2 separate regions of the Homo sapiens genome follow, and region 1 is linked to region 2. A link is a loop called in an ENCODE intact Hi-C map of the cell type or tissue named here. Cell type or tissue: heart right ventricle. All regions are shown on one strand. Each heading gives the region's core, and the rest is flanking DNA. Links, peaks and the distances in the headings are about the cores only. Region 1 has its middle 24 kb from the start of OCM. Region 2 overlaps DAGLB (diacylglycerol lipase beta).

Region 1 (14,413 bases), core at 4,355-12,354, 580 kb after region 2:
GGGATTTCAGGTGTGAGCCACAGCACCTGGCCCCCTCTTTGCCCCCCTTGTTCCCCAGATCATTCTTGCATTCCTGATCTCCTTCTCAAACCCCAACATGTCTTCATCCTCAGCAGATGACCTTGCCTTCTCCTTAACTGAGAAAATACTAACGACCAGAGGAGAGTGTCCCCAGGTTCCCTAGACAACATCGGCCCTCTCCCAGCCTCTGCATCCACTCACTCTGCCTTCCTGCCTTAGCTATAACATGAACCATCAGGCCGGGTACAGTGGCTCACGCCTGTAATTCCAGCACTTTGCGACGCCGAGTCAGGCAGATCATGAGGTCAGGAGTTTGAGACCAGCATGGCCAACATGGTGAAACCCCATCTCTACTAAAAATACAAAAAATTAGCTGGGCGTGGTGGTGCGCACCTGTAATCCCAGCTACCTGGAAGGCTGATGCAGGAGAATCGCTTGAACCCAGGAGGTGGAGGTTGCAGTGAGCTGAGATCATGTCATTGCACTCCAGCCTGGGTGACAGAGCAAGACTCCATCTTGAGAAAAAAAAAAAAAAAATGAACCATCCACATCCTATCTAAAGCCAGCCCCTCAGCCATCTAAACTGGATTCCATTCCTGCCACCCTCTCAAGCACGTCACTCCACGTACTCCCTCTTCCCTCTCCTGTGCCATCAATTTCTCTCTCCCTAATAGATCTTTCCCATTAACATAATATTAACCGAAAAAGGGAATGAGTCATGAGTCCCCATTGACTGAGGTTGATGCAGCAGTTTGAGGACACGCCCGGGAGGAACATCAGCCACAGGAGCATCTGTGACCTGTGAGTTTCCAAAGAGGGTTTGGGAACTTCACTATTTAAAGGGGAAAGAGCAAGCAGGAGGGATAAAGGAAGGGAGGGTAGGCAGAGAGGCAAATGGTCCCATTCTCCCAAGGCTCTGATTAGCGATCAATAAATCTACATTTTACATGTCAATGAGGCATTCCTCTCCAGCTCAGGAAATCTACATTTTACATAAGGTAAAGTAAATATGTGAAAAAAGGAGTAAAGAGTCCATGATGCATTCATCTTGAGCTCAGTAAATCTACATTTTACATAAGATAAACGTATGAAAAGAGGGAGTAGAGGAGTCCATGTTGCATTCATCTCAAGCCCAGTAAATCTACATTTTACATAAGATAAACATGAAAAGAGGGAGTAAAGAGTCCATGATGCATTCATCTTGAGCTCAGTAAATCCACATTTTACATAGGATAAACATGTGAAAAGAGTAGAGGAGTCCATGATGCATTCATCTTGAGCTCAGTAGATCTACATTTTACGCAAGATAAAGTAAACTTGAAAAGGAGTAGAGTCTGTGATGCATTCATCCTAAGCCCAGTGAATCCACATTTTACATAAGATAAACGTGAAAAGAGGGAGTAAAGAGTTTATGCTGCATTCATCTTGAGCTCAGTAAATCTGCATTTTACATAACATAAAGTAAACATGAAAAGAGGGAGTAGGGGAATAGGGCCATGCTGCATTTATCTCAGGGTAGGTGGAAGGATGATTTACGATCTTGTCCTTGTCCTATCCATGTGAAAATAAGCTGGTAATCGACATTGTCAGTGTGAGATTTAACAGAACTTGCTTTTAGGGCTAGTTTATAGGGGGAGATGTATCCTGAAAGAATTAGGGGCTCACTTTGTGAGCAACTTGTGAGGGAGCCATCTGGGAAGATACGTAACGTTCTGTCTTGGTGGGCACCTGGCTTATGCATGAGGCTAGAACATGGGGTTATGAAAATACAGCTCTCCATTTGGGAACAAAAGGGAAGGCAGTATTGCATGACTCAGTTTCCAAGCTTGACTTTCTCTTTGGCATAGTGAGTTTGGGGTCCTGAGAATTTACCTTCTTTCACAATACAAACATGCTGGTGTATGGATCCTGTCTTTAAAACGAACTTTCAGTATGGATGGCAAACGAGCACATGAAAAGATGCTTAACGTTATTCATCATTAGAGAATGCAGATTAAAGCCACTGTGAGGGCCCAGGGGCACACGCCTGCAGTTCCACCCACTCAGGAGGCTGACGCAGGAGGATCACTTGAGCTCAGGAGTTTGAGGCTGTAGTGTGCAATGTTCGTGCCTGTGAACAGCCACTGTACTCTAGCCTGGGTAACATAGCAAGACCCTGTCTCTAAAAAAATTTTTTTAAATTAAAAAGTAGGCCGAGTGTGGTGGCTGATGCTTGCAATTTCAATGCTTTGGGAGGCCGAGGCGGTAGGATCACTTGAGCCCAGGGGTTTGAGACCAGCCTGGGCAACATAGTGAGACCCTGTCTCTAACAACAACAACAAATTATAAATAAATAAATAAATAAAACCACAATGAGATGCCAATACACATTAATGAAAATGTCCAAAATGAGGAGGGCTGACCCATGCCAAGCACTGGTGAGAGAGGAACTGGAACCCTCCTTCCCTGCTAAACTCACTTTCCTCTGAATAAGAAATGCATTACCCAAGTACTGAGCAACTCTCTTGGCTCTCCTTCCGCTCTTCAACATGTTTTCCTTCCTGAATGTAAATTTCCTTTGGAAAACACAGTGGAAGTGTCTATCACATGACCCAACTGGTTCTATTCCAACTTCCTCCCCAAGAACTGGGATTCTTTTTTTTTTTTTAAGACAGAATTTCGTTCTTGTTGCCCAGGCTGGAGTGCAATGGTGCGATCTCAGCTCACTTCAACCTCCGCCTCCTGGGTTCAAGCCATTTTCTTGCCTCAGCCTCCCAAGTAGCTGGGATTACAGGCACGCAGCACCAAGCCCGGCTAATTTTGTATTTTTAGTAGAGATGGGGTTTCACCGTGTTGGCCAGGCTGGTCTCGAACTCCTGACCTCAGGTGATCTGCCTACTTCAGCCTCTCAAAGTGCTGGGATTACAGGCGTGAGCCACCGCACTGCACTCGGCCAGAACTGGGATTCTTAAAGCACATCTCCCTCCCATCCTGCTAAAAACCAGCAACAACTATAACCACCACCACCTGTGGCACACACATTTGGTGTCAGCATTAGCGAGCCACCTCCAGGCTACCCCATTTGAGGACTTCTTGCCAAGAAGTTCTCCAGCAGTTTTCACCCAAAACCTGTTCTTGCTGTTTTTGCTCTCTGGCCAACTCTGTGGTCACTAAATCAATGTTTCACTTTTTCAGCAGGAACAACAATAAATAAATAAATATATATATGTATATGTATATGTATGTGTATATATGTGTGTGTGTATATATATGTATGTGTGTATGTGTGTATATATATGTATATATACACGTATATATACGAATATATATATACGTATATATGTGTATATATACGTGAATATATACACGTATATATACACGTATATATACGTAATAATATATACACACGTATATATACACGTATATATACGTAATATATATACACACGTATATATACACGTATATATACGTAATATATATACACACGTATATATACACGTATATATACGTAATATATATACACACGTATATATACACGTATATATACGTAATATATATACACACGTATATATACACGTATATATACGTAATATATATATACACGTATATATACACGTATATATACGTAATAATATACATACACGTATATATACACGCATATATACGTAATATATATATACGTATATATACACGTATATATACCTAATGATATATATATATATATGCATATATATATACACACACACACATACGGAGAGCCCCAAACTGCTTAGGCATGTGTGAAATGCTATAGCAGAAAAGAAACAAAATGGTATAGGACGCTGATTTTTTCATGAACAAGAAATGTGAGCGGCTCCGTCTCAACTTACGGATGAGCTGGAGGCAACATTTAATGAAGACTTAAGTGAGTTAATTAAGGAGAAATTGCAACTAAACCCCACATAATGAGAGAGCTGGCATCTCTCGCTCCAGGGTCCCATATTTTTATCTGTCTTCACTTGTCCATGATGTGGGTTCTCTTTGTGGGGGGGGTCTCCTTGTATTGGGCAGACATCCCCATGAGATTCAGAACCCAGGAAAAACCATCCAATAAAAAAACACTGGCTGGGCGCGGTGGCTCACACCTCTAATCCCAGCACTTTGAGAGGCCAAGGCAGGTGGATCACCTAAGATCAGGAGTTCAAGACCAGCCTGGCCAACATGGTAAAACCCTGTCTCTAGTAAAAATACAAAAATTATAGGCGGGCGCCTGTAATCCCAGCTACTCACGAGGCTGAGGCAGGAGAATCGCTTGAACCCGGGAGGCGGAGGTTGCAGTGAGCTGAGATCACGCCATTGCACTCCAGCCTGGACAACAAGAACGAAACTGTCTCAAAGACACAAAACAAAACAAAAAAAACAAAACAAATAAAAAACAACAAAAAGAAAACCATCAAGGAAGAGATGTTGTCGCCCAAAAGCTTCAATGACCCGGGACAGATGTCAGAGTTGAATTCAGAGAATTGTTCCAAAGCCCCAAGAACTCTCATGTTGGCCAGGTGCAGTGGCTCACAATTGGAATCCCAGCACTTTGGGAGGCCGAGGCAGGAGGATTGCTGCCGGCCAGGAGTTTGAGACCAGCCTGAGCAGCAGAGCGAGACCCCATGTCTACAAAAATGTAAAAAGTTAGCGAGGCATGGTAGCGCGTGCCTGCAGTTGCAGCTACTTGGGAGGCCGAGGTGGGAGGATTGCTTGAGCCCAGGAATTCATGACTGCAGTGAGATAGTTGTACCGCTGCACTCCAGCCTGGGTGACAGAGCGAGAACCTGTCTCTAAAAAATAATAATTAAAAAAAAACCCTCATGTTCTTATCTAGATATGACCTTGAATGGATAGAAAGAAGCTCAGGAGACAGGAGATCCCATCCTATCTTGGGCTTTTCTAGCTGTCTGCCCTTGGGAAATTCACTTAATCTCTCAGAACATCAGTTTTCTTCTTTTTATTTGATTTATTTTTTGAGGGACAGAGAGTCTTGCTCTGTGCCCCAGGCTGGAGTGCGGTGGTGCCATCTTGGCTCACTGCAACCTCCACCTCCTGGGTGCAAGCAATTCTCGTGCCTCAGCCACCCGAGTAGGTGGGATCACAGGCCCATACCACCATGCCCAGCTAATTTTTGTATTTTTAGCAGTGATGGGGTTACACCATCGCTACATTTCTCCTGGCCATCGTTGGCCAGGCTGGTCTTGAACTGCTGACCTCAAGTGATCCACCCACCTTGGCCTCTCCAAGTGCTGGGATTACAGATGTGAGCCGCCATGCCCAGCCTGATGTCAGCAAATTCTTTTTACCAACCCTCCAATCAACCACTTCCTGGTGCTGGGGCTCTGACACCTTGCTCACCTCAAGTGATCCACCTGCCTCAGACTCCGGAAGTGCTGAGATTACAAGTGTGAGCCACCACGCCCAGCGAGTTTTCTTTTCTCTTTCTTTTTTTCTTTTGAGATGGAGTTTCCCTCTTGTTGCCCAGGCTGGAGTGCAATGGCGCAATATTGGCTCACTGCAACCTCCGCCCTCCGGGTTCAAGAGATTCTCCTGCCTCAGCCTCCTGAGTAGCTGGGATTACAGGCGTGCAACACCACGCCCAGCTAATTTTAGTATTTTTAGTAGAAACGGGGTTTCACCTTGTTGGTCAGGCTGGTCTCAAACTCCTGACCTCATGATTCGCCCGCCTCAGCCTCCCAAAGTGCTGGGATTACAGGTGTGAGCCATCATACTTACCCATAACATGCTCATATTTTCATTTACCTTCTTGAACATACCAAATAGTTGTAGTAAGTGTTTTAATCTCTTTATTAGTTCTATCTTTGTCATTTCATTTCATTGATTTTTCTCCTCTTCCTGGGATATAATCCTTGCTTCTTGGCATACCTGATGATTATTTTTTTTCAGAGACAGGATCTTGCTGTGTCACCCAGGCTGGAGGGCAGCGGCACCACCATACCTCACTGCAGCCTCAACCTCCTGGGCTTCAGCAATCCTCCCACCTCAGCCTCTCAACTGACTGGGCTTACAGGTGTGCACCACCACACCTGGCTAATTTTTTAGTTTTACTTTTGTAGAGATGAGATCTCGCTATGTTGCCCAGTCTGGATCTTGAACTCCTGGCCTCAAGCAATCCTCCTGCCTCACCCTCCCAAAGTGCTGGGATTATAAGTGTGAGCCAACACTTCCTGCCATGCCTGGTGATTTTTTACTGGGCACCAGATATTGTGAATTTTACCTGGTTGGGTGCTGAATATTCTTGTTTAAAAAATATATTCTTGAGCTTATTCTGGGACATGGTTAAGTGACTTGGAAATAGCGTAATCTTTTTTTTTTTTTTTTTTTTTGAGAGTGAGACTCGGTTTGTCACCCAGGTTGGAGTGCAGTGACACAATCTCAACTCACTGCAACCTCTGCCCCTTGGGTTCAAGCGATCCACCCACCTCAGCCTCCCTAGTAGCTGGGACTACAGGTGCGCACAACCGCGCCCAGCTAATTTTTGTATTTTTAGTAGAGACGGGGATTTCACCATGTTGGCCAGGCTGGTCTTGAACTCCTGACCTCAGGTGATCCACCCGCCTCGGCCTCCCAAAGTACTGGGATCACAGGCGTGAACCTCCGCACCCAGATGCGTGGTCCTTTTGAGACTTGCAGAACTAGACCAACCCTTAGTCTAGGGCCAATTCTGCCGCACCACGAAGGCAACGCCCCTCTGAACACTTGATTCAATGCCCCAGGTATTATGAGGTTTTTCACTTTGCCTGCTGGAAACACGAACGGTTCCCAGCTTTTTGTGGACTTTGGAATTATTCTGCCTGTTTCTATTGTGTGATTCCTTCCCCTAGTCTTGCTCGGGTAATTTCCTCCATGTGTGAGGTGATCCCACTCAGCTTCAGAGTCAAGAGGTTTCCTTTGCAAAGCTGCAGAATTTGGGTTTTTTTGCATATCTCTCCCGCAGGATTCCATCCTGCAAATTCCAGCTGCTTTGGCCTGCTCAAACTTTTTTTTTTTTTTTTTTTAGAGACAGAGTCTCGCTTTCTGGCCCAGGCTGGAGGGCAGTGGCGCGATCTCGGCTCACTGCAACCTCCACCTCCCAGGTTCAAGTGATTCTCATGCTTCAGCCGCCTGACTAGCTGGGATTACAAGCATGCACCACCACGCCCAGCTAAATTTTTTGTATTTTTAGTAGAGACAGGGTTTCACCATGTTGGCCAGGCTGGTCTCGAACTCCTGACCTCAAGTGACCCACCCACCTCGGCCTCCCAAAGTGCTAGGATTATAGGCGTGAACCACCGCACCTGGCCAGGCCTGCTCACACTTTCAGCTCTGTCTCCTGCACTCAGGGAGAACACTGGGCTCTGCCCGGCTGCCCTCCTCCCGCGGCAGCTGGAAACACTTTGCCTCATTGGTTTCTCCCCTAACGGAGATCATGGTCTTTAGTGCCACCTATTGACCGGTGTCTAAAAACTGCCTTTGCGTATGTGTTGTACGGTTTTCTAGGTATTTAAGGCAAGAGGGTTAATCCATCTTGGCCATAAGTTGGGGAAGTCTCCACAATTTTTACAACATTTTGGGAGTCTGAAGGGGGAAGACTGCTTGAGACCAGGAGTTCGAACCCAGCTCGGGCAACACAGCAAGACCCCAATCTCTCCAAGAAAATAAAAATACTAAAAGTAGCCGAGCATGACAATGTGCGCCTATAGTCTCAGCTACTCGGGAGGCTGAGGTGGGAGGACTGCCTGAGCCCAGGAGATCCAGGCTGCAGTGAGCCATGTTGGCACCACTGCACTCCAGTCTGGGTGACACAGTGAGACCTTGTCTCAAGAAAAAAATAAAACATTTTAAGTTCCTGGAAGGGTGAGTTAGAGGCTATATAAAGAATTAAAGCTTTTTTAAAATCACATTCCCAAATTATTGGTCAAAAGGGAGCAGTGGGCCGGGTGTGGTGGCTCATACCTGTTATCCCAGCACTTTGGGAGGCCGAGGTGGGCGGATCACCTGAGGTCAGGACTTTGAGACCAGCCTGGCCAACACGGCAAAACCCCATCTGTACTAAAAATACAAAAATGAGCCAGGCGTGGTGGTGAGCACCTGTAATCCCAGCTACTTGGGAGGCTGAAGCAGGAGAATCACTTGAACTGGGGAGGCAGAAGTTGCAGTGAGCCGAGACAGTGCCTCTGTACTCCAGCCTGGGTGACAGAGCAAGACTCCATCTCAAAAAAAAAAAAGAATTAAAGCTTTTGGTGGCTCACACCTGTAATCCCGGTACTTTGGGAGGCTGAGGTGAGCAGATGGCTTGAGCTCAGGAGTTCAAGACCAGCCTGGGCAATGCGGTGAAACCCCATCTCTACAAAAATTATAAAAATTAGCCAGCCATGCTGGCTCACACCTGTAGTTCCAGCTACTCAGGAGGCAGAGGTGGGAGGATCGCTTGAGCCTGGGAAGTTGAGGCTGCAATGAGCCCTGATTTTGCCACTGTACTCCAGCCTATACAACAGAGCAAGACCCTTCTCAAAAACGAAAAGAAACTGCTGTTTCCTATGTTTTGTACAGTTGTAGGTATTTAAGGCAAGAAGGGTTATCCATCTTGGCCATAAGAAGGGGAGATCTCCACAATTTCTGTAAACATTTTAAGTTCATGGAAGGGGAATTGTGGGTTAGAGGCTATATAAAGTATTAGGATTTTTGATAATAAGAAAATATGGGCTAAGCATCGTGGCTGTAATCCCAGCACTTTGGGAGGCCGAGGTGGGTGCATCACTTGAGGTCAGGAGTTCGAGACCAGCCTGGCCAACATGGTGAAACCCCCATCTCTATTAAAAATGCAAAAAAAATTAGCCAGGCATGGTGGCGGGTGCCTGTAATCCCAGCTACTCAGGAGACTGACACAGGAGAATTGCTTGAACCCAGGAGGAGGAGATAACAGTGAGCCAAGATCATGCCATTGCACTCCAGCCTGGACAACAAGAGCAAAACTCCATCTCAAAAAAAGAAAAGGGCACATATGTGTGCGTGCAACAGAATACAGAATATTTATTTCCAGAGGAACCCTGACTTCTCCAGGCTCCTCGGTTTGTCCTTCTTTGTGGGCATGATTTATGCAGCTGCCTATAGATGTCACCACAGGAAGGCACGTCAGAGGTAATAAAAATCCCAGAGTGAGAACTGCGGCACCACGGCAGAGGGCCAGAGCACGAGTGCAAAGGCCCCGTGTCAAACACAGAAGAGGTTTTTGTTTTAAATCACGACATCTAATGGCTCACACCTGCAACCCTAGCATTTTGGGAGTCTGAGGTGGGAAGATGGCTTGAGCCTAGGAGTTAGAGACCAGCCGAGGCAACATAGCAAGACCCTGTCTTTACCAAAAATAAAAAAAAAAAAAAATAGTTGGGCGTGGTGGCATGCATCTGTGGTTCCAGCTCCTCGGGAGGCTGAGGCAGGAGGACCACTTGATCCCAGGAGTTTGAGGCTGCAGTGAGCTGTGATCACACCACTGCACTCCAGCCTGGGTAACAGAGTGAGATCCTGTCTCAAGTAAAACATAAAATAAAATAACATAAATAAAATTAAAATTAAAATAAATAAAATGAAATAACAAAATAAAATAACATCAGTCCACAGAACCCAAATCTTCGCCCAAGATAGAGTGACAGCCTTTACTAAAACAAATATGATCACCAGCAACCAAATTAAACACGGTCCACGTGAAGAGTGAATGAGGAAAGATTTTGGTTATGCTCAGGCATTTGGACCAGTTTAACTGAGGTCAAATTTTTTCAGATTTTTCTTTTCAAAAGCTGGTTGTGGAGTGGAGTTCAGGAGCATGTTCTTCATAAAGTGGCTCTTTGTGGGTCGGCCCTGGTGGGCGGGATTTCATCAATCTCACCAACCTCATTATCTAACATGCTGAATATGTAGCATCGATCAACGAACGAGATCCTCGGTCTCATGAAGTCAGCTTTCTGGGGAGGAGAAAAGAAACACAAATAAACAAGGAAATAAACGCCCAAGGTGGAAATAAGACAGCGTGAGGGTCAGGTTCCTTGAACTCACGTTTTTTTTTTTTTTTCTGAGATGGAGTTTCACTCTGTCGCCCAGGCTGGAGTGCAATGGCGCTATGTCGGCTCACTGCAACCTCCGCCCCCCAGGTTCAAGTGATTCTCCTGCCTCAGCTTCCTGAGTAGCTGGGATTACAGGCACCTGCCATCGTGCCTGGCTTTGTATTTTTAGTAGAGATGGGGTTTTACCATGTTAGCCAGACTGGCCTCGAACTCCTGACCTCCAGTGACCCACCCACCTTGGCCTCCCAAAGTGCTGAGATTAGAGGCATGAGCCACCACACCTGGCCGAGCTCATGTTCTTGAGTCACCCTCTGTCCTTTATAGAGAAGCAGTTTGGAGATTTCGTCCTACGTGTCTGAGGCCGGGTGCTATGGCTCATGCCTGTAATCCCAGTAATCCCAGCACTTTGGGAGGCTGAGACGGGAGCATTGCTTGAGCCCAAGAATTCGAGACCAGACTGGACAACATAGTGAGGCTCTATCTCTTCAAAAAATAAAAAATTAGCCAGGTGCGGTGGTGCATGCCTGTGGTCCCAGCTACTCAGGAGGCTGAGGCAGGAGGATCACTTGAGCCCAGGAGGTCGAGGCTGCAGTGAGCCATGATTGCATCACTGCACTCAGCCTGGGCAACAGAACAAGACAGTGTCTCAAAAAAAATTGTGTGAATCTCTTTTTGGCAAAGCAATCTGACATGTTTCTTGTTTCAGAGACTCAGCTTATTTTCAACCTAAAAGCCAACTAACTCTCACAGGGGAATACTGTACACAGTGATTACTGCAGTGTGTTTGTGTGTTAAAGACTGCTTTGTCATGCAGACTACAGCTCCAGCCTCACCTCGCTGTAATTTACTGTGGATATTTTGCATTATGTAGGCAGCACCTTATACCCGACAGAAGAGTTGAGGGCGGGGGGTCGGTGGGGGGGTGGGGGGGTGGGGTCCAGTCCCAACTCAGGTGTGCTATAAACTGGCTGACCTCAGATGAACCTTATTATATTGCTGAGCCCAGGTTTTCTCAACTACAACCATAATAATAAGACTTTGCCTCTAAGTTTAACATGGGGAATAATGACCGTATGAAAATATAGACTCAGCCTGGGCAACATCGTGCGACACCCATCTCTGCTACAAATTTAAAAATTAGCCAGGTGCAGTGGCTCACGCCTGTAATCCCACTGCTTGGGGAGGTAGAGGCAAGAGGAATGCTTGAGGCAAGGAGTTTGAGACCAGCCTGGGTAACAGAGCGAGACCCCATCTCTATGAAAAAGTTAAAAAGTTAGTGAGGCGTGATAGCATGTGCCCGTAGTCCCAGCTACTTGGGAGGATAAGGCAGGAGGATCGCTGGAGCCCCAGAAGTTCAAGGCTGCAGTGAGCTATAATCGCACCACTGCACTCCAGCCTGGGTGACAGAGCAAGACTATGTTGCCTCTGCTGGTCTCGAGAGACCCTTGTAGTCTGCTGCCTACTCCATGTAGGATGTAGTTACATTGATAATCTTGTTTTACAGATGAGGAAACTGAGGCTTGAATGATTTACCCAAAGTTAGCAAATGGTAGAGCTGAGACTTGAAGCAAGCTGACTCTAGCATGTTCATCTTAACTCCCTGGAGACAAGGAGCTCAGAACCCAGTGGCCTGGGTGTCTCCAGGAGTGAGGAACGGGAAAAAAAACTGCAACCTGGCTAACTCTTCTGTCTCCAGTGGCAAGAAAGAGACAGAAACGGTTATTTCAAGATGTTGTGATTATTGTTATTGAGGCAGCATCTCACTCTGTCTCCCAGGCTGGAGTGCCGTGGCGCAATCTTGGCTCACCACAACCTCCACTTCCCAGGCTCAAGCGATCCTCCCATCTCAGCCTCCTGAGTAGCTGGGACTGCAGGCACATGCTACCACGTCCGGCTAATTTTTTTTGTAGAGACAGGGTTTCACCATGTTGCGCAGGCTGGTCTCAAACTCCTGAGCTCAAGTGATCTGCCTGTCTCGGCCTCCCAAAGTGCTGGGATTACAGGCGTGAACCACCGTGCCCAGCCAAGACATTATTCTTTTGTAAAGTAAACATAGTTGCTCTTAGCATATGGTTCTCAATTGATGGGCGTGTGTGTGTGTGTGTGTTCTCTCTGGAAAAGTTTTCTCTGGGAGAAAATTCTAGATTTCACTGTTTTACATTTCAAAGTTGCCAGTTTGTTAAAAAAATCAGGCTGAGAAGAAACATGTTAGGACAAAAATGTGAAAGACTGTCATTAAAGCAAGCAAGACCAAGGACGGAGTTTTACAGACTTTGCACAGAATTCTTGGATCAACCCATGGACGCGGTGGTTGATTTTAACAGGAGCTGCAGAGTCTAATCCCTTTCATCACAAATGCATCTGGGACCAGAGCCCGATTTCCTGCTGCCCTTGGGGGACTTTTTAACCATTTTTTTTCCCCAAGCTTAGAGTATACATCAAATCCCAGGTCCACACTGACCCCCACTCTGGGCTGGAAGGGCCTGACCTCTCCCAAGAGAGTGGGGGTGGAAGAGAAGCTGTGAAATACAAAGTCATTTGATGGATGTGACACTGGGCACAGGTTGACCATCAAGCCAGGGAGGAGGCCTTTATGCCCGAAAACCCCTGAGCCTGTTCCAGGGATGCAGTGAACCACTCCTGTACCCACCCAGGCTTGCCTAGGTGTGTTGTGTGCCAAGGAAGCTTCAGGGAAGAGAGAGGACAGAGAGAGGTTGGATGTCTAAGTGTTGTTCAGTAAAGTGAACAGAAAGCAAATGTTCCAGTCTGGGAAAGTAAAATCACATATAAGAGGAAAGCGGATTGTCATAGAAGGTCCGAGGCCCGGGCTAGGGAAGGGAAAAACCACACGCTCAAAGTCCTGGTCAAGGCGTGTCCACGTTAATGGGAGAGAAGCACCTTCCTCCACTGTGGGGCCAGGGCAGGGCCAGAGCACCAGCTGGGAGTGGATCCTACACTTTTTTTTTTTTAATTGTGGTAAAATATGCGTAACATAAAATTTGCCATTTTCGCTATTTTTGAGGGTACAATTCAGTGGCATTTATTACATCAAAAATATTGTGCAACCAGGCTGGGCATGGTGGCTCACGCCTATAACACCAGCACTTTGGGAGGCCAAGGCGGGCAGGAGGTCAGGAGTTCAAGACCAGCCTGGCCAACGTGGCAAAACCCCATCTCTACTAAAAATACAAAAATTAGCTGGACATGGTGGTGTGCACCTATAATCCCAGCTACTCAGGAGGCTGAGGCAGGAGAATTTCTTGAACCCGGGAAGTGGAGGTTGCGGTGAGCCGAGATTGCACCACTGCACTCCAGTTGGGGCGACAGAGCGAGACTCCATCTCAAAAAAAAAAAAAAGAGAAAAACAAAATATTGTACAACCATCACCATCATCCATCTCCAGCACTTTTCCATCTTCCCAAACTGAAACTGTCCCCATTAACCCTCACTCTCCATCCCCCTTACCCCCAAGCTCTGATAACCAACGTTTTACTTTTTTTCTGTCTCTTATCAGTTTGACTATTCTAGGTACCTTATATAAGTGGACTCATGCTGTGTCTACCTTTTTTTCTTAACAAGAGTTTTGCTTGTTGCCCAAACCGGAGTGCAGTGGTGCGATCTCGGCTCACTGCAACCTCTGCCTCCCAGGTTCGAGCGAAGTCTCCTGCCTCAGCCTCCCGAGTAGCTGGGACTACAGGCGTCTGCCATCACGCCCAGCTTTTTGTATTTGTAGTAGAGATGGGGTTTCACCATGTTGGGCAGGCTGGTCTCAAACTCTTGACCTCGGGTGATTCACCCTCCTCAGCCTCCCAGAATGCTGGGATTACAGCCACTGCACCCGGCCTGATTGTTCAGTTTCTCAATTGGAACATGAGTAGGGCAAGTTCAAATTCTAACTTAGATGACATGCAGGCCAGTGCACATGGACTCATCCAGGTAAAATCTTGCCCTACCCAGAGCCCAAGGACAGACAGGCAAGCTTTCTGTCTCCAGTCTGCCGTCTCCCTTGATGTACAGCCTGTGGAAAGTTCTGCGCATCTGAGTTATTTCAAGGCCAGTTCTGTCTTGTGTAGCCCCCAAGTTCTTGTTTCTTACCCTTCTATACCATTTAACATTCAAGTTCCAAGTAAACAAAAACCCATAGAACAGCTACAGCATCAACTCACAGACTTTGTTTTTCAGTACCTTCTACATAGCTGGCACCTGGATACTTATTTTCCTGAGAGCTGAATTATGTATCTAAAAGGATGTCAGCGGTTGTTGTCCGTCATGTCCAGTTGTTTTCAGTGGGTTTTCACTTCATTTCTATTGAGAGAGGGTCTCACTGTCAC
Region 2 (16,118 bases), core at 4,589-12,588:
GGCAGTGGCGCAATCATAGCTCACTGCAGCCTCAAATACCTGGGCTCAAGCAATCCTCTCTTCTCAACCCCCAAGTAGCTGGAAGTACAGGCACGTGCCACCATACCTGGCTAATTTTTTTTATTTTTATTTTTTGTAGAGACAGGGTCTTGCTATATAGCTTAGACTGATCTTGAACTCCTGGGCTCAGGTGATCCTCTCGTCTCGGTCTCCCAAAATGCTAGGATTACAGGGGTGAACCACCGCGTCTGATCACCTATTCTTCATATTTTTTATATGTGTTACAGTTTTCTGTAGATAACCATTTATCTGAGAATGTCTCCAGAAGTGTTGGAAACCTTCCCTGTTGGATTCCTCTGCTTCATAGGATGATGTGAGCACTGTGGTGACTAATAAAGGAATGCATTCTTAGAAATGATTCATTGGTCAGAGGCAGGGCTGTGTGACATGCCACCATCCGCCATGTTTTAGTCCTTTGTCACTGCTTGAATTGGGATGGACGAGGTATGCATATCAGATATATGCTGGTGGTGAGGTGCACTGGGAGGCGCTGGTGATACAGTGAGTGACGGCATCAAGATCTTGACAGTTTGGAATAAAGGACTGAAATGTAAAAGGTGTTAGCTCATAGGAGCAATGTAGAGGGTAGAAATGTTAGCAGCAACATCTTTCATGAGAAAAAGACCTTAGGGTTTGGGATGACCAGCAAGAGTGGCATGTGCCTGATTACCACAGTAACATAGAAAACAGAGCTCTGTGTATTTTATTTTACTTTTTTCTTTTGAGACAGAGTTTTGCCCTTGTTGCCCAGGGCTGGACTGCAATGGCGTAATCTCAGCTCACTGCAACCAACCTCTGCCTCCCAGATTCAAACAATTCTGCCTCAGCCTCCCAACTAGCTGAGATTACAGGCACGTGCCACCACACCCAGCTAATTTTTTTGTATTTTTAGTAGAGACAGTTTCTTTTTTTTTTTTTTTTTTTTTTTTAGTAGAGACAAAGTTTTTTGTTTGTTTTGTTTTGTTTTTTTTGTTTTTTGTTTTTTTTTTCCGGATGGAGTCTCGCTCTTTCACCCAGGCTGGACTGCAGTGGCACTATCTCTATCTCGGCTCACTGTAAGCTCCGCCTCCCGGGTTCACGCCATTCTCCTGCCTCAGCCTCCCAAGTAGCTGGGACTACAGGCGCCCGCCACCGTGCCTGGCTATTTTTTTTTTTTTTTTTGTATTTTTAGAAGAGACGGGGTTTCACTGTGTTAGCCAGGATGGTCTCCATCTCTTGACCTCGTGATCCGCCCGCCTCAGCCTCCCAAAGTGCTGGGATTATAGGCGTGAGCCACTGCACCTGGTCTAGTAGAGACAAAGTTGAACCATGTTGGCCAGGCTGGTCTCGAACTCCTGACCTTAGCTGATCCACCCACCTCATCCTCCCAAAGTGCTGGTATTACAGGTGTGAGCCACTGCACCCAGCTAGCTCTGTGTATTTTAGTATGCCTCTAGAAACATCCACGCAAGGAGGCTGGATTGATGGAGGCTCCACGTTTGTGTTGGCCCCCAAATGTAGGCTGTCATTGGTGCCAGATGCTTAAGGAAAGAAAGAAACCATGTGTACAGTGTGGCTTCAGCGCTGGGAAGCTTCTTATTGAAGGTGAAGTATTGAGACTGGTGTCATTTCAGATACAGCATTATCTAACTTATTTGCCCTTTTTTGTTCATCTCACATTCTGGTTAGACCACTGAGTTTGTGGCTGTAATAGCAGGGTCAGAGTGGAAGCAGTCGGTGTACTTTTTTTTTTCCTTACATGTTTGTTTGTGTTGAGATATTTTTGGTGTTGGGACGTCTTTACCTCCCTGTGAGGGATGCTCATATTCACTCCGTTCCCTCTTCCTAGACACTCGTACAATGCTTGCATCATCATGTACTTGTGGTCAGAGCTCAGAAGTCATCTGTGGGTTGTCGGAGTGTTCTGGGTTGTCTATCCCACAGCCTCCTCCAAACAGAACCCCGTTTTGTTTTGCCCCCATCCCACACATACCAAGTATGCGTCAGAGAAGCAGACCCTAGGCCGGGCTCACGTATTGGTGATTGGTTCAGGAATGGACACGTGACCCAGTTTGGCCCAGTGAGAGTCAGGGAGAGTTTGGTGGAAGGTTCTGGGGAAGTGCTTCCTTGCCCCTCTAGGAAGGATCCAAAAGCCATTTATCGTCGCTCTCCTGGCTGAAGCTGTGTCTCCACTCACAGCGCAGGGCAAGCTGACATACAGGGCAGGGGAGAGCTGGGAGAAGCACAAGGAGATGGAGGCTTGTCTCGGTCAGGGCAGCCCCGATGCCGTCTTGCTTCTGCACTCAGTCGCTCGAGTCATTGTGGCCCTTCCTGCTTTTCAGCCAGTTTGAGTTGAATTTTCTGTAACTTGTGGGTAGAGATATCCCAGCCAAACTGAAAACAGTATTTTATAAAAACATGTTCGTTTAATTGTCAGTTTGTTGCACATAACATTATATGCCTTATTAAAAATATGTATTGAAGGCCAGGCGCGGTGGCTTACACCTGTAATTCCAGCACTCTGGGAGGCTGAGGCGGGTGCATCATGAGGTCAGGAGATCAAGACCATCCTGACTAACACGGTGAAACCCCGTCTCTTCTAAAAATACAAAAAATTAGCTGGGCGTGGTGGCGGGCCCCTGTAGTCACACCTACTCGGGAGGCTGAGGCAGGAGAATCGCTTGAACTCGGGAGGCGGAGGTTGCAGTGAGCCGAGATCGCGCCATTGCACTCCAGCCTGGACGACAGAGTGAGACTCTGTCTCAAAAAAAAAAAAAAGAAAAAAATGTTTGTTTAATTGTCAGTTTGTGGCCGGGCGCGGTGGCTCACGCCTGTAATCCCAGCACTTTGGGAGGCCGAGGCGGGCGAATCATGAGGTGAGGAGATTGAGACCATCCTGGCTAACATGGTGAAACCCCGTCTCTACTAAAAAGTACAAAAAATTAGCCAGGCGTGGTGGCAGCTGCCTGTAGTCCCAGCTACTTGGGAGGCTGAGCCAGGAGAATGGCATGAACCTGGGAGGCGGAGCTTGCAGTGAGCCGAGATCGCGCCACTGCACTCCAGCTTGGGCGACAGAGCGAGACTCCATCTCAAAAAAAAAAAAAAAATTGTCAGTTTGTTACACATAACGTCATATGCCTTATTAAAAATATGTATCGAAAGCTGGGAGCGGTGGCTCATGCCTGTAACCCCAGCACTTTCACAAGAGGGAAACTCCGTCCCCCCCTCAAAAAAAAAACAAAGAAAAAACCAATGGTCAGTAGGAAAATGGGCAAAGAACATGAACATGTAAAGGAAATATAAATGATTGATTGACTGATGGATTGATTTTGAGATGGAATTTTGCTCTGTTGCCCAGGCTGGAGTGCAGTGGTGGGATCTCAGCTCACTGCAACCTCCGCCTCCCAGGTTCAAGCAGTTCTCCTGGCTCAGCCTCCCAATTAACTGGGATTACAGGCACACACTACTATGCCTGTCTAATTTTGTGTTTTTTTGTAGAAACCATGTTGGCCAGGCTGGTCTCGAACTTCCCGCCATGGCCTCCCAAAGTGTTGGGATTACAGGCATGAGCTACTGCACCCGGCCGACATAGCTAACTTCTGTTGTCCCTTTTGTTTCGTAAATCAAGTCCCAGTAGCCTGTCATCTGAGCTGAAAGAATGCTTCTTTAGCTTTTGGCTGATACTCCTCTCTGAAAGGAACATCACAAGATGTGGAGGGAACATTTGGAGCAGGTGGAATTCAGTCCTCTCCATCCAGAAGACTGATCCTCTTCTTCTGTAGCTCAATTGAGGAAAACTTTTTTTTTTTTTTTGGAGACGGAGTTTCGCTTTTGAGTCCCCAGGATGGAGTGCAATGGCATGATCTCGGCTCACCGCAACCTCCGCCTTCTGGGTTCAAGTGATTCTCCTGCCTCAGCCTCCCAAGTAGCTGGGATTACAGGCATGCACCACCACACCTGGCTAATTTTATATTTTTAGTAGAGATGGGGTTTCTCCATGTTGGTCAGGCTGGTCTTGAACTCCAGGTGATCTGCCGCCTCAGCCTCCCAAAGTGCTGGGGATTACAAGCCTGAGCCACTGCACCCGGCATTTGAGGAAAACTTTGATACTGTGGTAGTTTCTTTTTCTTTCTTTTTTTTTTTTTTTTGAGACAGAGTCTTTCTCCATCACCCAGGCTGGAGTGCAGTGGCGTGATCTTAGCTCACTGCATCCTCTACCTCTTGGGTTCGACCGATTCTCCTGCCTCAGCCTCCCGAGTAGCTGGGATTACAGGCGCCCACCACCATGCCTGGCTAATTTTTGTATTTTTAGTAGAGATGGGTTTTTGCCATGTTGGCCAGGCTGGTCTCGAACTCCTGACCTCAGGTGATCCACCCGCCTTGCCCTCCCAAATTGCTCGGATTATAGGTATGAGCCACCGCACCCGGCCTAGTTTCTATTTTTAATTTGAAAACCTCCCAAATGAAATCCCACTGTTGCACCTTGTGGGAGGTTTGATTGGAGATGGTCCACCCTTATGACTACCATGTTTTGACAGAAGAACCCTTTTGACATACAAAGTCTGCCTTGTGCCATGTGTGGCTTTGATTGTGGGATGCCTCCTTGTATCTCCTCTGTGTTTGTATCCCAAGAGCTCATTGCTAAGCTGGGTCAGAGAAGATTGCAGCATTGGCTATAGGAGTTGAGTGTACTGATTCTGGGACCTAGGCCTTCCTTTCATTGCTCTTCCATAAGTGGCTGTGTCTGATGATGGATGATAGGGTTACTTAACCAAGACAGTGGTGAGGACATTACATTTAGGAATGCAGCTGTGCTTGTCGGTTATGGGGCCAGCGACCTTAGGAAGCCTGCTGCGGCAGCCAGGTCCATACTAGCATCTGTTTTTCTTAAGGAAAAATAAAAGGGAAAGTTTTTCTTTTTTTTTTTTTCTTTTTTTTTCTTTTTGAGATAGAGTCTCACTCTGTCGCCCAGGCTGGAGTGCAGTGTCACAGTCTTGGCTTACTGCAACCTCCGCATCCTGGGTTCAAGCAATTCTCTTGCCTCAGCTTCCTGAGTAGCTGGGACTACATGAGCACACCACCATGCCTGGCTAATTTTTTATATTTTAGTAGAGATGAGGTTTCACCATGTCAGCCAGGCTGGTCTCAAACTCCTGAGCTCAGACAGTCCATCCACCTTGGCCTCCCCTGAGCTCAGACAGTCCATCCACCTCGGCCTCCCAAAGTGTTAGGATTACAGGCGTGAGCCACCGCACCCGGCCAGAAATTTTTTCTAGGCAGGCAAAACCGTGTAAAGGAGATTTTCTCAGTACCATCATCATCATCATCATCATCATTATCTTTTTTAAAAAATAATCAGAGATGAGGTCTCTCTGTGTTCCCCAGCGTGGTCTCGAACTCCTGGGCTCAAGCAATCCTCCTGCCTTGGCCACCCAATGTGCTGGGATCAATATCTTATTTTCTGGAACCTTAATCAGAGCAACTCCATCTCTTGATTCCTTGTCTGTGTATTTCATTAATGCAGTATCAGCAGTTGTCATCACAGTTGGAGTTTCAAGTCCAGGTGCTGCTGACATTAGGATGTGTCTGTTTTTAGAATCCCAGCCCTCCAGGAAGCAGTGTGTATGCAGATACTGTTTCCTGTTTCTCTGGGGTGTTTGGCTATTGTTATAACAAGCTCCAAATATAGGACTGTGTTTTTTTTTTTCCACATACCTGCACCCTTTCCCCCTCAGAGAGGTTAGTGTTACAATTATTTAGCTTATAAAATTTTGTCTTTGTGCCAAAAATGAGGCTGTTAGTGCCTAATATTTTATTTATTTATTTATTTTTGCATTTTAAAAATTATTTTTATACTTTAAGTTCTATGGTACATGTGCACAACATGCAGGTTTGTTACATATGTGTACATGTGCCATGTTGGTGTGCTGCACCCGTTACTCGTCATTTACATTAGGTATATCTCCTAATGCTATCCCTCCCTCCTCCCCCACCCAACTACAGGCCCCGGTGTGTGATGTTCCCCACCCTGTGTCCAAGTGTTCTCATTGTTCAGTTCCCACCTATGAGTGAAAACATGCGGTGTTTGGTTTTCTGTCCTTGCGATAGTTTGCTCAGAATGATGGTTTCCAGCTTCATCCATGTCCCTACAAAGGACATGAACTCATCCTTCTTTATGTTAGTGCCTAATATTTTAAAATGTAACTATTTCAGTCATTCTAACAGAAGATAATTTTTTGAATTTAAAAGCTATTTCCTGGTAGGGTGCTGTGGCTCATGCCTGTAATCCCAGCACTTTGCGAGGCAAAGGCGGGCAGATCACTTGAGGTCAGGAGTTCAAGACCAGCCTGGCCAACATGGTGAAACCCAGTCTCTACTAAAAATACAAAAATTAGCCAGGTGTAATGCCTCTAATCCCAGCTACTAGGGAGGCTGAGGCAGGAGAATCACTTGAACCTGGGAGGCGGAGGTTGTGGTAAGCTGAGATCACACTACTGCACTCCAGCCTGGGCGACAGAGTGAGACTCCATCTAAAAAAACAAAAACAAAAATTAACCAAAAAACGCCCACAAAAAAACAACTGTCTATGGGACTATGAGGCCTATTTCAGCGTGGTGGTGTGCACCTGTAGTCCTAGCTACCAGAGAGGCTGAGGTGGGTGGATCACTTGAGCCTGAGAGGTGGAGGCTGCAGTGAGTCATGATTGTGCCACCACACTCCAGCCTGGGCAAGAGAGTGAGACCTTGTCTCCAAAAAGAATGGTAGCTATTACGCTCTCTGAGCTTCAGTTTGCTTGCTCATACGTAAAATGAGATAATGACTAACCCAGTCATTGTGGGGATTACAGAACTACGCACATAAAGTGTTTTAGGTTGGTGTCTAGAACAATGTAGGTCTCAAAGGGACGTGGAGCTTGTTTTCATGGCTGTTAGAACTTGGGTGACCATATATCCCTGTTTGCCTGGGACAGTTCTGTTTTGTGCCTGTTGTCTCAGCATAATTATTACTATTATTATTATTATTATTATTATTATTATTATTATTTTGAGACGGAGTCTTGCTCTGTCACCCAGACTAGAGTGCAGTGGCGCAATCTCAGCTCACTGCAACCTCCGCCTCCTGGGTTCAAGCGATTCTCCTGTCTCAGCCTCCCTCGCAAGTAGCTAGGATTACAGACGCCCGCCACCACGCCTCGCTAATTTTTTAATTTTTAGTAGAGATGAGGTTTCACCATGTTGGCCAGGCTGGTCTCGAACTCCTGACCTCAGGTGATCTACCTGCCTTGGCCTCCTCCCAAAGTGCTGGGAGTACAGGTGTGAGTCACCGTGCCCGGCCCCAGCATAATTATTAATAGTCCCCTTTTTTCCTCTCAGAAGTATACCAGTTTGGGCCATGATTATATTGTCACCCCAGTGAGAACCCAGAAGTGTTTTTAATCCCTGCTAAATCTTAAAAAAGAGCCCAGGACTTCTTGTCACGTTTCCCATCCTCATTTTCTCACTTGCTGTCTGACTTAGGTGCTGATTACCAATTATAAGTAGAAAAAGTCAGGAGGCGGGTGTGCACAGTACAAATGTATGCTCTGCAAAAGCTGTATTTTTGCAAAAAGGAAGCTCTTCATCTCTGAGGAAGCAACTGAGCAGTCGGAACGTTTTTTGTATTTCAGGAACGATTTGTAACCCTGGACCGCGGAAGTCTATGTCTAAGCTGCTTTACATCCGCCTGGCGCTGTTTTTTCCAGAGATGGTCTGGGCCTCTCTGGGGGCTGCCTGGGTGGCAGATGGTGTTCAGTGCGACAGGACAGTTGTAAACGGCATCATCGCAACCGTCGTGGTCAGGTGACATCTCCCTTCTTCTCTTTGAGTTTCAGTGGATTTGAGGCATAGGTGAACAAACCCTTCTAACATGACAGAGAGTCCAGCGTCCCTCGGACTTCCTCAAATAGTTAGAAATTGGAGTTAGTTTCTGCGTAACTCATGAAAATTTAGAGACACTGTTTGTCCATGAAATACAACTCGTCTTTCGTTATGCACGTATTGATGTAGATTTCTTTCCTTACTGGTTCTTTATTTTCTACATTCCCTTCTGTCTCTCTCTCTTTTTTTTTTTTCTTTTTTTCTTAAAGTCTTTTATTCCTAACCCTTCTCTTATAAGAATTCGGAAGAAAACCAAAGACCAAAACCAGAGCAAAAACTAAAACTAAAGGTATGAAAAGAGATACGGTGTCCAGAAGTGGGACAGGGAATAATATTCTAGAACAATAAGGTTTTCGTGTTTTCTAGGCTAAAAATCTTAGAGATGATCCAGTCCCGCCCCCTTAACACCCTCTGTTCTAAATAAGGAATCAGACCTGGGCTGTTGCTGCGTTTCTCGAGTCACACCGCCAGGGGGCAGCAGAGCCCCTTCGGGAGGGGCATTTCCCGGTTGCGTGTGCTCCTCAATCCGGCGTCTTGCAGTGTGAAATATTTAAACATATAGATGAGAGGCCTATCAGAGTACTCTGTGATACCTTCATGAGAAGAGCCCTGAGGCACCGAAGGGGAAGGGCGTATGTCATGGTCCCAGGGCCATATGGAGAAGAAGTGCCCGCTGCATCCGGGCGCAGGCTGCAACTCTGCCCAGCGGACACCTCCCTGTTCCTTCTGTGGCCTTTACTGTTAGGGCAGGGCCTGGGTTAACCACTGATTCATAAGGAACTTTTTTTTTTTTTTCTTTGAGACGGAGTCTCCCTCTGTCGCCCGGCTGGAGTGCAGTGGCGCCTCCTCGGCTCACTGCAATCTCCGACTCTCTGGTTCAAGCGATTCTCCTGCCTCAGCCTCCTCAGAAGCTGGGACTACAGGCACGTGCCACCACACCCAGCTAATTTTTGTGTTTTTAGTAGAGACGGGGTTTCACTATGTTGGCCAGGCTGGTCTCGATCTCCTGACCTCGTGATCTGCCGGCCTCGGCCTCCCAAAGTGCTGGGATTACAGGTGTGAGCCACCATGCCCAGCCTCATAAGGAACTTTCTAGAAGAAAGTTGCTTGCCTCAGGCAGGTTCCAGGAGAGCTGCATCTTCCTCGGTAACAGAACCCTCCGTGGTAGAGACTCAGAAACTGAACCTGGAGGAGGGACCCCGGACATCTGCGTCTGGGCTGGGGCCCGCAGTCACCGAGCCTTTTCCTCTCTCTGTCTTGCAGTTGGATCATCATCGCTGCCACAGTGGTTTCCATTATCATTGTCTTTGACCCTCTTGGGGGGAAAATGGCTCCATATTCCTCTGCCGGCCCCAGCCACCTGGATAGTCATGATTCAAGCCAGTTACTTAATGGCCTCAAGACAGCAGCTACAAGCGTGTGGGAAACCAGAATCAAGCTCTTGTGCTGTTGCATTGGGAAAGACGACCATACTCGGGTTGCTTTTTCGAGTACGGCAGAGCTTTTCTCAACCTACTTTTCAGTAAGCCGAGGGGATCTGGTTTGGTCTGTTTCTTCTGTTTCAGTAAATGCTTCTGATGGAGCCGGTCCCTCTGTTCCCATAAAACCGCGTTTGAGAACCTGGTGTCTTTGGGTGTGTGGGGGGTGGCCGGAGACCCTCTGTCTGTGATGAGCCCTCCAGGGAGCAGTTAACTGCAAGAGCCACACCTTCTCAGACCCTGTGTCCCAATAGGACATGTCTTCGTATTGACACCCACTCACTACCCTGTCAAAATGCTGGATTAGCCTGTAAGGAACCACATAACGGACGCTGTACCCTTTGAGAATAATTTGCAGCTGCTGTTGAGCAGATACCAAGCACAGGCAGTGGCATGAATCGAGGTTGGAATCAGATAGTGAGTGACTTCTTACCACTTTGTATCATGATGGAAATGATCGACGATGCTACTTTTGGAAGACAGTTTGAATAGATGATTGCAGCACAGAAGGGAGCGTCATTCTAGAGCGAGTTCTTCCGCAATTTGAAAATGCTTGTTTTTTTTTTTTCACATGCAGCGTGTCATCTTTTTATATGACATTCTCTGCTAAATGCTGTTAAATTCCATACTGAGATGAGGTAAGGGAGGAAGAGTTCTCTGCTTATCCTGCACACCTGCCAGTCTCTCTTCCCACCTCTGTGCTATCCGACTTGGCACCATTCAGGGCTGGTCCTGGAGCCTGACACCAAGTCATAGCAGCAGCCTCCGTAGAGGGAAGAGGGAAGCGTGTCCCCTCAGTAACTTAAAGAAGTGCTTAAACCTAGTCTTAAGATATCTGGAAGAGGGAAGAAGAGAAGCTGGTTATTTCTAGAGGATGTCGTAATCTACATCACAGGCAGAACTGATGGCTCAGTGGCTGAGTGGCCAGTATATTGTCTTTTTTTTTTTTTTTTTGAGACAAGGTCTCGTTTTGTCACCCGGGCTGGAGTGCAGTGGCGCCATCTTGGCACAACCTCCACCTCCTGTGTTCGAGAGATTCTCCTGCCTCAGCGTACTGAGTAGCTAGAGTACTACAATAGCTGGGATGACAGGCACCTGCCACCACGCCCAGCTAATTTTTGTATTTATAGTAGAGACAGGGTTTCACCATGTTGGCCAGGCTGGTCTCGAACTTCTGACCTCAGGTGATCCGCCCACCTCGGCCTCCCAAAGTGCTGGGATTACAGGCGTGAGTCATCGCACCTGGCAGTATATTGTCCATTCTTACGGGCTACAAGTACCCGGAGGTGATTGAGAATTCCTAATTCCTCCATTTCCTGGAGAAAAAGGACATGTCAGGCCTAAGAAGACTCACTCTCTGTTGCTTTCCCAGCTTGGGGTCCTTTATGAGGCTTGCCATACCCTGTGAGTATGAGTTTAGTCTCATAAATCTCTACCATCCACTGTGTTTCAACAAAACCTTCCCAGCATCTTGAGAAATGAGAGTATAAACGTGGGCTAAAATGGTGCATTGCTACAAAAACGGACAATTTATCCATTGATTTCTCCACTTTACAAAATATTTGAAGTAGATTAAAAATAGTTGAGTCACATGAAGTGAAATTTTAAGACAGACGAATAGCATTTTTATATTCTCCAGTGGACTTGTCTGAGGGCAGGATGTGAAAACATATTCAGGTCACATAGAGAAGCACTCCTGCCAGGAGCAGTCTTTTTAACATACCTCTGTGTCTAGAAATGTCTGTGTGTGCGTGAATGCCTATCAACTATAGAAGACTGGATTTTAGGGAACCCGGGGGTGGTGCCTGCTGGGTTTTATGACAGGCCATTGTGGTTTCCCACCCAGGACACAGATCTGGTGCCCAGCGACATTGCGGCGGGCCTCGCCCTGCTTCATCAGCAACAGGACAATATCAGGAACAACCAAGAGCCTGCCCAGGTGGTCTGCCATGCCCCAGGGAGCTCCCAGGTGAGCCTGGCTTCATGGAGTGTCCAGTTCTGACACTTACACCTTTTGGTGGGTCTTCAGAATCATACAGCTAACCTATAGCAATTTCTTCCTCCCTTCCTTCATTCCCCTTTCCCCTCCCTCCCCTCCCCCTCCTCCCCTTCCCTCCCCTCTCCCACCTTTTTTTTTTTTTTTTTTAAGACGGAGTCTCGCTCTGTCGCCCAGGCTGGAGTGCAGTGGCACAATCGCGGCTTACTGCAAGTTCTGCCTCCCAGGTTCACACCATTCTCCTGCCCCAGCCTCCTGAGTAGCTGGGACTACAGGCGCCTGCCACCACACCTGGCTAATTTTTTTTCTTATTTTTAGTAGAGACGGGGTTTCACCGTGTTAGCCAGGATGGTCTCCATCTCTTCACCTCATGATCTGCCCACCTCAGCCTCCCAAAGTGCTGGGATTACAGGCGTGAGCCACCGTGCCCAGCCTCCCCTCCCCTTTTTTTCTTTTTCTTTTTATGAGATGGAGTTTTGCTCTTGTTGCTCGGGCTGGAGTGCAATGACACAATTGGCTCACCACAACTTCCACCTCCCGGGTGATTCTCCTGCCTCAGCCTCCTGAGTAGCTGGGATTACAGGCGCATACCATCACACTCAGCTAATTTTTTGTATTTTTAGTAGAGATGGGGTTTTGCCATGTTGGCCAGGCTGGTCTCAAACTCATGACCTCAGGTAATCTGCCTGCCTCGGCTTCCCAGAGTGCTGGGATTACAGGCATGAGCCACCACACCGGGCCTATTTTTCATTTTTTTAACTTTTATTTTAGGTTCAGGGGTACATGAGCAGGGTTGTTACACCGGTAAACTCATGTCACGAAGGTTTGTTGTACAGATTATTTTGTCACCCAGGTACTAAGCCTAGGACCCTACAGCAGTTTCATTAGCAGCAGGGTTGGAATCTGATTGGCGGCTTCCACTGGTTGTATTGCATCACCTGTCAGGTGAGGCATCTTCGTTATCAACTGGAGTTCAGGTAGTGGGAACCCATTCCTGGCCACTTTATCATCCATCATATCTTTATTTTTTATTTTATTTTTTGAGACAGAGTCTCTGTCACCCAGGCTGGAGTGCAATGGCATGATCTTGGCTCACTGCACCCTCTGTCTCCTGACTTCAAGCAATTCTCCTGCCTCAGCCTCCACAGTAGCTGGGACTACAGGCGTGCACCACCATGCCCAGCTAATTTTTGTATTTTTAGCAGAGACGGGGTTTCACCGTGTTGGCCAGGCTGTTCTCAAACTCTTAGCCTCAAGTGATTTGCCGGCCTTGGCCCCCCAAAGTGCTGGGATTACAGGCGTGAGCCACTGCATCCGGCCACATTTATCATATCTTTGAAGGCTTATGTTTTAGGAAATTTGCTGTTCAATTCTATGCATTAGAACAATTCCTCCTGGGATGGGGACTGCGATTCTCCCTGGGTGTGTTTGCTTTCTTCTCTGGGGCTGGGGGCAGAAGCAGTTCAGCTTTGCTTGGTGATAATTTTCCTGCCACAGGTTGTTATGTTTTTGAGAAAGAAAATTGCACGTAGACGGTATGTATCTTCGCTGCTCCGGGTTAAGCCACTCAGTTCTTGACAGCTCGTGTGTGGCAGTGGCATGGAAATGTACTAGTTTCAGGCATCTAGATAGGAAGCGCCGGCTCATTTCAGCAAAAACAGCAGAGAAGTCATTGGAGTGTTTTTTACTGTTAACTTCCCCGTGCTTGCTGTGTTCCTATAAAATGAGGAGTCAGGCTGGGCGTGGTGGCTCACGCCTGGCTTCCCAGCACTTTGGGAGGCCAAGGCAGGTTGATCACCTGAGGTCGGGAGTTCGAGACCAGCCTGGCCAACATGGTGAAACCCCGTCTCTACTAAAAATACAAAAATTAGCCGGGTGTGGTGGCGGGTGCCTGTAGTCTCAACGACTTGAGAGGCTGAGGCAGGGGAATTGCTTGAACCTGGGAGGCGGAGGTAGCAGTGAGCTGACATTGTGCCACTGCACTCCAGCCTGGTGACAGAGCGAGACTCTAAAAAAAAAAAAAAATGAGGAGTCCATGTCATCCTTATTGAAGGAGCAGTTTTGCCTGTGGGCGTCTGAGAGTTCTATTCAACGAAGGAGCAGGAAGAGTCAGGAATGAGTTCAGGTTTCAGGTCTCAGTGTGTTGATCCTCTGTGTCAGGAGTTCCCTTAATAAACAGTAGTTTTTGTCCTTCTCTTGTAGGAAGCTGATCTGGATGCAGAATTAGAAAACTGCCATCATTACATGCAGTTTGCAGCAGCGGCCTATGGGTGGCCCCTCTACATCTACAGAAACCCCCTCACGGGGCTGTGCAGGATTGGTGGTGACTGGTGGGTTGGCACAGTCTGAGCCTCCATAGCCATATTTCCCTTAAAAAAAAAAGCTATTTTGAGATATTTCAAAAATTTGAAAGAACAGTGCAAAGAACTCCCATGAATCCTTTACCTAGAGTCACCAGCTGTGACTCATCTGGTCACATGCGCTGTATCTCTCTCTCTCTCTCTCTCCCTCCCTCCCTCCCCCCTGCATATATATATATATATATATATATATATATATGCACATGTATTTTTTTTCCCCGAACCATTTTATTTTTCTCTTTTTGAGACAGAGTTTCACCCTTGCTGCCCAGGCTGGAGTGCAGTGGCGTGATCTCAGCTCACCACAACCTCCGTCTCCCAGGCTCAAGCGGTGCTACTGGCTCAGCCTCCTGAGTAGTTGGAATTACAGGTGCCCGCCACCATGCCCGGCTAATTTTCATTTTTTGAGATGGAGTTTCACTCTGTTGCCCAGGCTGGAGTGCAGTGGCACAATCTCGGCTCACTGCAAGCTCCGCCTCCCTGGTTCACGCCATTCTCCTGCCTCAGCCTCCCGAGTAACTGGGACTACAGGCGCCCGCCACCACTGCTGGCTAATTTTTTGTATTTTTAGTAGAGATGGGGTTTCACCGTGTTAGCCAGGATGGTCTCGATCTCCTGACCTCGTGATCCGTCTGCCTCGGCCTCCCAAAGTGCTGGGATTACAAACATGAGCCACCACGCCCGGCCACACCCGGCTAATTTTCTATTTTTAGTAGAGACGGGGTTTCACTATGTTGGCCAGGCTGGTCTGGAACTCCTGACCTTGTGGTTCACCTGCCTCACCCTCCCAAAGTACTGAGATTACAGGCGTCAGCCACCAGGCCCGGTCTCAGGTAATTTTTGTATGTTTAGTAGAGACAGGATTTCCCCATGTTGACCGGGCTGGTCTCAAACTCCTGACCTCAAGTGATCTGCCTGCCTCAGCCTCCCAGAGTTCTGGGATTACAAGGTGTGAGCCACTGTGCCCAGCCCCAGTAATACCCTTTTTAGCAATTTTTTTCTCCAATCCAGGATGATGCGTTACATCTAGTTGCTGTGTCTCTTTGGTCTCCTTCAAGTTTTAAGTTTCTCAGCCGTTCTTTCCTTTCATGATATTGACATTTTGAAGAGGACAGTGCAGATATTTTGTAGAAGGGCCTTCAATTTGCATTTGTGTGATGGTTTCCCCATGATTAGATTTATGTTTTGCATTTTTGGCGGGAATGGTCCATGACAACCATCCTTCCTAGTGTATCATATCAGGGGATACATGATGCCAGTTTGTCCCATTTCTGGTTATATTAACATTGATTGCTTGGCTGAGGTGGTGACTGCCAGCCTTGAGACCATTTAAATATCTTGTCCCAGGCCGGGCGTGGTGGCTCAGACCTGTAATCCCAGCATTTTGGGAGGTCGAGGCCAGCGGATCACTTGAGCTCAGGAGTTTGAGACCAGCCTGGGCAACCTGGCAAAACTCCATCTCACTAAAAATATAAAAATTAGCTGGGTGTAACAGTGTGTACCTGTAGTCCCAGGTGCTTGGGAGGCTGAGGCAGGAGAAACACTTGAGCCCAGGAGGCTGAGGTTGCAGTGAGCTGGGGTTGCACCACTGTACTCCAGCCTGAGTGACAGAGCAAGACGCTGTCTTAAAAAATAAATTAAATAAATATATATGTCTATATCCCACCAGGTGCAGTGGCTCATGCCTATAATCCCAGCACTTTGGGAGGCCAAGGCGGGCTGATCACCTGAGGTCAGGAGTTCAAGACCATCCTGACCAACACGGTGACACCCCGTCTCTACTAAAAATACAGAAATTAGCTGGACATGGTTGCACACACCTGTAATCACAGCTACTCGGGAGGTTGAGGCAGGAGAATCGCTTGAACCAGGGAGTTGGAGGTTGCAGTGAGTGGAGATCACACCATTGCCCTGCAGCCTAAGCAACAGAGCAAGATTCTGTCTCAAAAAGAAAAAAAAAAAAGAAACCAAAACAAAACAAAAAACAAGTAAGTAAATGTCCTATCCCTCTCTGAATTCTCATCTGGCAGTACAGCATCCATTGATTCTTGTCTGAATCACTTATTACCAGGATGGTGGCAAAATCATGATTTTTCTTTTTCTTTCTTTCTTTCTTTTTTTTTTTTTTTTTTTTGAGACAGAGTCTCAGGATCCTGGCTCACTGCAACCTCCATCTCCCAGGTTCAAGTGATTCTCCTGCCTCAGCCTCCCGAGTAGCTGGGATTACAGGCCTGCACCACCATACTCGGCTAGTTTTTTGTAATTTTAATAGAGACAGGTTTTCGCTGTGTTGGCCAGGCTGGTCGAACTCCTGACCTCAGGTGATCCA

Evidence for each region. Peaks named below come from ENCODE experiments on the same cell type or tissue, not always from the same donor. Only the 100,000 strongest peaks of a DNase experiment are listed, where the experiment ranks them.
Region 1: a loop joins it to region 2, with 5 times the contacts of the local background. A loop is called at or near these places in 15 of 110 quality-filtered maps.

Annotation. Positions count from the first base shown.
Region 1 is chr7:5,849,677-5,864,089 of GRCh38, reverse strand. It overlaps the pseudogene ZNF815P and a transcript of OCM not described here. Among named protein-coding and RNA genes, the nearest start is that of OCM, 24 kb to the left of the region's middle. In heart right ventricle, for the core only: CTCF peaks have their summits at 7,294 and 7,495 (motif pointing left); a DNase peak (open chromatin) is centred at 7,394.
Region 2 is chr7:6,428,121-6,444,238 of GRCh38, reverse strand. It overlaps DAGLB (diacylglycerol lipase beta), which reads left to right. Exons shown (of 15, transcript NM_139179.4): 3 at 7,706-7,877; 4 at 9,219-9,477; 5 at 11,280-11,402; 6 at 13,632-13,759. Among named protein-coding and RNA genes, the nearest start is that of DAGLB, 12 kb to the left of the region's middle. RefSeq lists a silencer at 4,694-4,894 and an enhancer at 7,604-7,713. In heart right ventricle, for the core only: CTCF peaks have their summits at 8,217 and 8,420 (motif pointing right); DNase peaks (open chromatin) are centred at 7,846 and 8,428; H3K4me3 peaks cover 1,527 bases; H3K27ac peaks cover 5,219 bases.